2 separate regions of the Mus musculus genome follow, and region 2 is linked to region 1. The links are chromatin contacts, found by POLR2A ChIA-PET in ENCODE. All regions are on one chromosome and are shown on one strand. The core of a region is the stretch at or near the end of the contact, and the rest is flanking DNA. Distances in the headings are between cores, read along the strand shown. Region 1 holds the start of Rhbdf2 (rhomboid 5 homolog 2). Region 2 holds the start of Srsf2 (serine and arginine-rich splicing factor 2).

Evidence for each region. ChIA-PET counts read pairs that join two places held with the same protein, here RNA polymerase II (POLR2A).
Region 2: POLR2A ChIA-PET joins it to region 1 with 12 read pairs in Patski. The contact joins the promoter of Srsf2 here to the promoter of Rhbdf2 in region 1. POLR2A ChIA-PET finds 5 or more read pairs at or near these places in 2 of 5 experiments (Patski and embryonic stem cell).

Annotation. Positions count from the first base shown.
Region 1 is chr11:116,622,176-116,625,968 of GRCm38, reverse strand. It overlaps Rhbdf2 (rhomboid 5 homolog 2), which reads left to right and starts at 1,749. Exons shown (of 19, transcript NM_001167680.2): 1 at 1,749-1,791.
Region 2 is chr11:116,851,119-116,854,835 of GRCm38, reverse strand. Srsf2 (serine and arginine-rich splicing factor 2) reads left to right here and starts at 1,742. Exons shown (of 3, transcript NM_011358.2): 1 at 1,742-2,268; 2 at 2,505-2,815. The coding sequence starts at 1,907. The coding sequence ends at 2,808. Mfsd11 (major facilitator superfamily domain containing 11) reads right to left here and starts at 836. Exons shown (of 13, transcript NM_178620.4): 1 at 663-836; 2 at 138-193. The coding sequence starts at 758.

The sequences.
Region 1 (3,793 bases), core at 500-2,999:
CAGATGGTTGTGAGCCACCATGTGGTTGCTGGGAGTTGAACTCAGGACCTCTGGAAGAGCAGTCAGTGCTTTTAACCTCTGCTCTACCCAACCCACCAACGTGGCAGACTGGGGGCAGGGTGGTTAAGAGCAACAAGAGCCCAGAGACCTGGCTCACCTCTGAAAGCAGCTCTGCTGCAGCGCCCCCTGGTGGTGGTCTCTCCATACTCTCTGGCTGGGCGAGGACTTCAGAAAGAAAGACTGAGGCCATTGGTGCAGGGGCTGAGGATAGGGACTCCAGACCTGGGGGTACAGGTCTAGTTCGTTCCTCTGCCATTTCCTGCCTGCCGTAAGTTTCCACATCAAATCCCAAGTGAGGGGCTAACCCAGGCCCTAGGCATCTGTATCAGTGGCACCCCCTGCCCTTCTCCGGCCTGCTGTTCTTGTTCAGGAGCTGACAGGTCCGGCGAGTGCTCGTAGGTGGGAGCATGGGAGTGTTGGACAGGGTGTCATAAATGTAGGCCTTCGTACAGGGCTAGGTACGCGAACATGAAGAGTGGTACTCTACCAGGAAGTGGGTAAGAACATCACAAGATGGCACCACCCAGAGCCGAGTTAAGGGAGGGATATCTGGGTCCAGGAGGGAGATGAGGAGGCACAGCCCAGCTCCTATGGGCTCAAGGTGGCTAGAGACGTGGGCTAAGGAGGATAAAAGCCTGTGGCTTAAACTTGAGGGAGGGCCGGCCGTCACCACTACTAATAATAGCAAAGATAACAGCAGCTGCTAGTTAGAGCCAGGGGCCCCACAAATGCTCCCTGTTACTGCTACCACACAGAGAGGGGAAAGCTGAGACCGAGGAGGCTTAGGGGATTCATCTAAGACCACAGGAGCAGTCAATGGCAGATCAGGATTTGAACCCCCGGCTCTGTTAGCTGGAGTCATATATAGTTATTTCTCATTACAGCCAACAAAGCAAGTTACTTGGTCAGTATTGGCCAGGCTAGAGTATCCAAAGCCTGGGCCTGGGGGCTGTTCATGACACGGAGATGTGGAGGGCCTTCCTCTGCATCTATTGCCAGTTACTGTGAGAGCCAGCTTTCAGCCTTAGCAAGAAGCCTCTGTGTCCTTGGGTGCAGAGCAACATTCACAGTTTCCTAAGGGACAGTCCCAAGAACTAGCATATACCTCGGTTGCCTTTCCAACTGCTCTGTGTTTAGTCCTGGGGTGGTTAAGGGGACAAGACCCAACTTCCAGCAAGGACCCGGTCTGGCCTAGAAGGGATGCCAGGCCTGAGGAGAGATCATTCTAATGGACGAAGGAGAGACAGCAGCTAGAGAAGGCCAAGGCTTCCTAGACGATGTAGCTGCAGCGATCGATCGGGGATTCTGGAAAGGATGCAAGCCTAGTCGAGGCTCCTGGAGTCAAAGGAGCCTGAGGTCACACGAGAAAGAGAAGGGGAAATTGAGTGGTTTTTGCTTGGTTGTTATGGGGGTGTGTCCGTGTGAGCGCGTGTGTTGCTGGAGATCGAACCTAAGATCTGTGTGCTAGGCAAGTGTTTAAATGTGGCCATAAGTGGAGCAGCAGGAGCTACAAGCCCAGGCAGAAGCCGCGGGCCGACCACGCCCCCCGAAGCACCGCCCACACACCAAGAAGCCCCGCCTCAATGAGGCCCCGCCCACACCCAGTCCCCGCCCCTGCGCCCTCGCGCAGGTAGGGAAGAGGCGGAGCGCTGGCGCTCAGCCTTGTAGCCGCCGCCCCGCCGCTGCCCACTCTGCTCTCAGCCGCTTCCCGGGACGTGGGGCCTCCGAGAGGTGAGCACGGGGAATTGGGTGCGGCGGAGCTCGGGTCCGCTAGGCCGCGGGTGGCCAGGGATTCACGGGGCTGCCCCGTTCGGCCGCGGGGAAGGTCGGGGGCTGTGCGCCCCGCAGAGCGCCCTAGAGGCCGAGGCTGGACTCTGTGCCCGCGGGACCGCTGGATCCCTCCCGCAGATCCTTGGCCTCTGCTGGGACCAGGACGCCTAAAGGGGTTCCCCGGGGCACAGTCACCAGATGTCTGGGCGCGTGGTTTGCGCAAAAGTTTAAAAGCCCAGAGAGGAAGAGAGGGCACTGCCCAGTGTTGGAACATGCGACTCCGCCTCCAACCAGAAATCCCTTTTAGACCTTAAGACTATATTCCCCTGTCTCCCGGGTGAACTTCCAAAGTCCTCGGGCAGCGTTTTGTGCGTGGAGCTTCGCCGCCGTGGTAGTAACAGGTGCGGGGGTGGGGGATGGGGAAGGCTCACACCGCCAGAGTAGTCCGCGGCTCAGAAAGTGTACTCAGGAGTCCTGGCTTAAGGACCGAGGGGTTTGGAGAGTTGGGCCCCCAGCTGATGTTTCTGCATTGGATTGAAAGTTAGGGAGCGAAAGGTCTGTAGGGCCCAGGTCTCTACCACAACCCCAGGGCAGAAGGGAAGCCAGGTCCATACCTTGATTCAACTCCAGGAAACACCGAGCCGCGAGTCTGTAGGGCCGGGACATAGAGAGCGAAGGTGAGGTGTACCTGAGGGATTGCCTCATAGGTGGAGCGGTTGCTGTTTCTCAACCAGCTGCATTGGGGGTTCCAGTGTGGGTGACATCTTGTGGTGAAATACTGTCCCCAGCATCTATGTTGTGCTGTTGTGATTGTAGTCAGGGAGAAGAAAATGAAACTTGGTTTCAAGCAGTGGTTCTCAGCTTAGGGGTGCTTTTGCCCGCTAAGGATATTTGACAATCCCTGGAGACACTTGGCCATCACAGGTCTGCCCCACAGTACAGAATCTGGCCCCTCAAAAGTCAACATTGAGTGACCGTCCTATGACCACCAGCCCACTAGGGTACTTCTTGTGAATTTCTCTCCCTACCTAAGTTTCTCCAGGGGCTGGGAAGGGCCAGGACGAATCTCAGTGAGAGATAAAGAGATAGGTGGGCAGGCTTCGCCCTGGCTGGCCACTGGCCCTGTGGAGGAGAAGCTGGGAACAGTGGCTCTCTCGAAGCACAGGTCTGTAGTACTTTACCCAGGATAGCTTCAGACACAGGATAAGCTCAAGGTAAGCCAGAGTAGCCCTGGGGATGGAGGAAGGGCAGGACCAAGCTCTGTTCCCATGGAGTTTCCCAAAGCTGGATGAGCTGAGGTCTCCCGGATAGCGGAATGCCATGTGACCAACTGGAATTTTCCTTCTGAACACAGAACTGACTCCCCTAGCTATTTACACCAGGAAAGTAACATCCAAGGAATAACGGGTCCACTGATTCCCTGTGGCTCCTCTCTTTCCTTCCAACAGGATGGGTTGCCCCTGGGGCGGTAGGAATCCTGGTCAGGGTGAGCTCAGGCCCTGCTGTAGTATTTGCTGAGTGACAGTAAAGGATGGAGGCTGGTAAAGAGCTTTCCACCCACGGGGTCCCCCAAAACCGCGGAGTTGGGCTCCTGGGCTGTACTCTTAGCTTTCTGGGAATGGAGGTGAGGCTGTTGCTGGCTGGGTAGGTCAGGGCCAGAATCCTCTCTTCCGGCAACTAACATTTCCATCTCCCTTTGTCCTGTCTAGTTTTGGACACTTCTTGCTTGAGAGCCCTGGTGGGGTGAGAAGGGAGTGGTGGGACTGGGGGCGGGGCAGGAGTCTCGGGTTGGTTGGTTGGTTGATTGATTTTGGTCTTTTTAACCATAAAACCCTGATGTGTAGCTAGACTTGGTGGTGTGTGCTTTGATGTCCCAGCATTGGCAGGTAGTGGCAGGAGAGTCAAGAGTTTGTCACCCTCAGTAACAGAGTGAGTTTGAGGCCAGTCTGGGCTCTACAAGACC
Region 2 (3,717 bases), core at 493-2,992, 230 kb before region 1:
TGGCTCAAACCTCAGAAAAAGAGAGACAGATTTGACACAATCATGGCTACTCTTCAGTTACAACATGTTATTGCTGGTTTTCCTGAGATGGATGGAACTATGACATGCAAAATAAAGTCATGCACACAGTACAATACCTGGTATATCCACTGCCATGAAAATCTGTGCTATTTAAGCTCCTGATGACAGTTTGCTGTGTGGAAGATAAAACTAATCAACAAAAATGTCTTGCCATCTCCCTCCCCGCAGGAAAGTCTAAATACTCAAAAAAAATGTTATGATCCACACCTCTCACCCAAGCCCACCATGAGAGGAGAAAAAAACCGACTCAATTGCCGCAGAAGATATACTCGAGATGGGGAAACAGATAATCAACTGTACCCACAAGCCACCCAAGCACTAAATACAGAGTTTAACATTCACAAAAATTAAAGTAACTATGGTCCATACTCAAATTGCAAGCCGCATCTGAGTATTAAACGAAAGTGTTTAACACCACGTAAACGCGAAATATCTGATACACAAAATTAAGAAAACGAGAAAGGGTAGGCTGAAAAACAGGAGGTGCAATCTTGGCGTGGTAGCGGACATAAACGTTTATTGTCACAGCTGGAATGCATTCAGACGGGCATTCAAAGGAAGGAGTACAGATTCCAACTCACCGCCACATTTCCACAAGTCTGAAAGGCGGTGAACATAAACATAAAGGCAACTCCTAAAATAACGATGTTGAAAAGCTTTTTAGACTCCGGGGACATTTTGGCTCCGCTTGCTCAGAGGCCAGCAGCGGCCCAGGACAGTCACCTCTTCTCCTCCAGTCGAACCCCCTGACAGCCCTGAGGGAAGAAACCAGATGAGAGAACCACGAAGCCAGACTGCCGATTTCCAATCTTGGGATGGGAATCGTGGGTTTAAGGGAAATCTCTCCCCACCGGTACAGTCGGGACCCTCCGGGGACGCGACCGAGTGCAGAGGAGACCCGGGGTCTACCCGCCGCAACTCCAGTTGCAGGGAACGGGATCCGGGGCAAGGACGAGCAGTAGCAGCTGCTGGGGCCCGCCCTCCCGGCCTGACTCACAGCAGATCACGAGACCGGTCAGCTGACCAGAGTCTGGTCGCAGCGCCCGCCGGGAAATGTAGTCCCGGCGCCCCGTGGGGGGAGGGGAGGGTACGGCCGCACGCTGTGGCTAGCGCGTACTTTAGGTCTACACTACCCGTCCCTTCGTAGAGAGCAAAGGCCCCGAGAAGTGAAACCAAGGCAGCGAGCCTCAGTCAGGAGCGGCGGGAGAGGGGAACGTGAGGTGGCCCCGGGACACAGAGAGGCAAAAGAGAGCGCAAGAACCGGCTCTGACAGGCGGGACTGAAGGCTGGGCGGAACGGCGCGTGGAGCCCGGGCATTGGCGTGGGGAAGGGGCGGGGCTCTGGTGGGGCGCGCTTCCTCTTTCTCCCTCCATAGAGCCTCGTTCTTCCCCTTCCCCGCGCTCTCGCGGACGCACCCACGGTAGAGCATTTGGCGGGCTTTCTAACTGCCTTCTCTGGCTGCTCCCCCGCCCCACCGCAGTGACTGCGCGCTTTCCGCCCGCCCGCCGCGCGGTGCGCAGGCGCACCTGGGAGGGGCGGGGCGCGCGGCGGCGACGTTACGCAACACGGCCGAATGGGCCAATCAGGAGATTCATTTCCGGGTGGCGCGGGCGCCATTTTGTAAGGGTGGGTATAAATGCGCGCTGGGGCCCGCCCGCTCGCTTAGTTGCTGCTCAGGCGTCCGTCAGGTTCGGGTGCTCTGCGGCGGCCTTGCGGCTCCCTCCCTACCCACGAGGACTGTAGCTACCGAGCGCCTGACGGAGCTGCGTTTCCGGAGAGCGAGGGCCTGTCCGGGGCGTTAGGGTCTCGGCGCCGCTTCGCAGCCATGAGCTACGGCCGCCCGCCTCCCGATGTGGAGGGCATGACCTCCCTCAAGGTGGACAACCTGACCTACCGCACCTCGCCCGACACCCTGAGGCGCGTCTTCGAGAAATACGGGCGCGTCGGCGACGTGTACATTCCGCGGGACCGCTACACCAAGGAGTCCCGGGGCTTCGCCTTCGTCCGGTTCCACGACAAGCGCGACGCCGAAGACGCCATGGACGCCATGGACGGGGCGGTGCTCGACGGCCGCGAGCTGCGGGTGCAGATGGCGCGCTACGGCCGCCCGCCCGACTCGCACCACAGCCGCCGGGGCCCGCCACCCCGTCGGTACGGCGGCGGCGGCTACGGGCGGCGGAGCCGCAGGTGAGCGGGGCCCGGGGCGGAGCGGGAGGCGGACGGGCACAAAGGTACGCGGAGCACGTGGAGCCAGCCCCTCCCTCGCGGCCGGGGTGGCAGCAGGGCCGGGCCACTCCGTGCGAGACCCCGCCTCGCGGCAAGGGAAATGGCGCCTGGCAGCCAGATAATGGCGGCGGGGCGGGCGGGGCGGGACCGGCGGCCTGCAAGCTCACCCTGTCGCTTCGTTCACGTCCCACTCGCAGCCCTCGGCGACGCCGGCGCAGCCGATCTCGAAGCCGGAGTCGGTCCAGGTCGCGAAGCCGCTCCCGCTACAGCCGCTCCAAGTCTCGGTCCCGCACTCGCTCGCGCTCCAGATCAACCTCCAAGTCCAGATCTGCCCGAAGATCCAAGTCCAAGTCCTCCTCCGTCTCCAGATCCCGCTCGAGGTCAAGGTCCAGGTCGCGATCGAGAAGCCCTCCGCCCGTGTCGAAGCGAGAGTCCAAGTCTAGGTCGCGGTCCAAGAGCCCACCCAAGTCTCCAGAAGAAGAGGGAGCAGTTTCTTCCTAAGAAAATGGTAATGTCTGCGGGAATCTGAGACACGCCCTAACTCCCGTGGGGTATGGAGTAGGTTTTTTGAGCCTTGTTAGCATAAAGACTCCTGGTGTTAAGAGTACTACTGCTCTGAAGTTACTCAGCTTTGGGAGTGATGCTGAAGAGGGGTCTGCAGAGAGGATTGTGTAAAGCTTAGATAGTAATGGCTGTTTCATGCTGTTTGAGACCTATTAATGAAAATGACTATTTCTTGCTGTTTTTATCCAACGTCTGCATTTTCCCCCTTTAAAGCTGCGGTCTCCTGTTTTATCAAAGAATATTGGCCAGTATTGCAGATTTTAACTGATTTGGCTGATCCTCCAGGGACCAGTTTCTGTGGGCGTGTATTGGAGCAGGTTTGTCTTTAAATGTTAAAGATGCACTATCCTCATAGAGAAAAACATTCAGTGCAACTGTTGTTGTGCTGACTGGGACTTCTTACTCTAATGGATGTGGCAAAGGAATTGCAATTAAGAAGCAATGAACTTTTGGAACCCCAAAAGAAAGTTACAGGTATTGATCCGCACCGGGTGGGGAAAGGATAGTGTGTCTTTAACTCTAAATTGTTTGGTCCTATTTTTCTTTTTAAAGGAAAGGGCCCTAAGTAGCTGATTAAGAACATCCTCAACTGCCAAACGTTTCATTTTCAAACATCTTACAAAGTGTAGACTAATTTCTGATAGCAAGTTTTTGTTTGGAAACAGCCCCACCCTGCCCCCCTACCTTTTTTTTCTTTTAACCCTCCCTTGCCTCCTTTTTTTTCCCCCTTTTTTCTTTCTTTCTTTTTTTTTTTTTTTTTTTTTTTTTTTTGGTCTTGGTTATTTGGCCAAGAATCACATATATCCGAACATGCTGGTGGTACCCTTTGGAAAAACTCCCATTTGG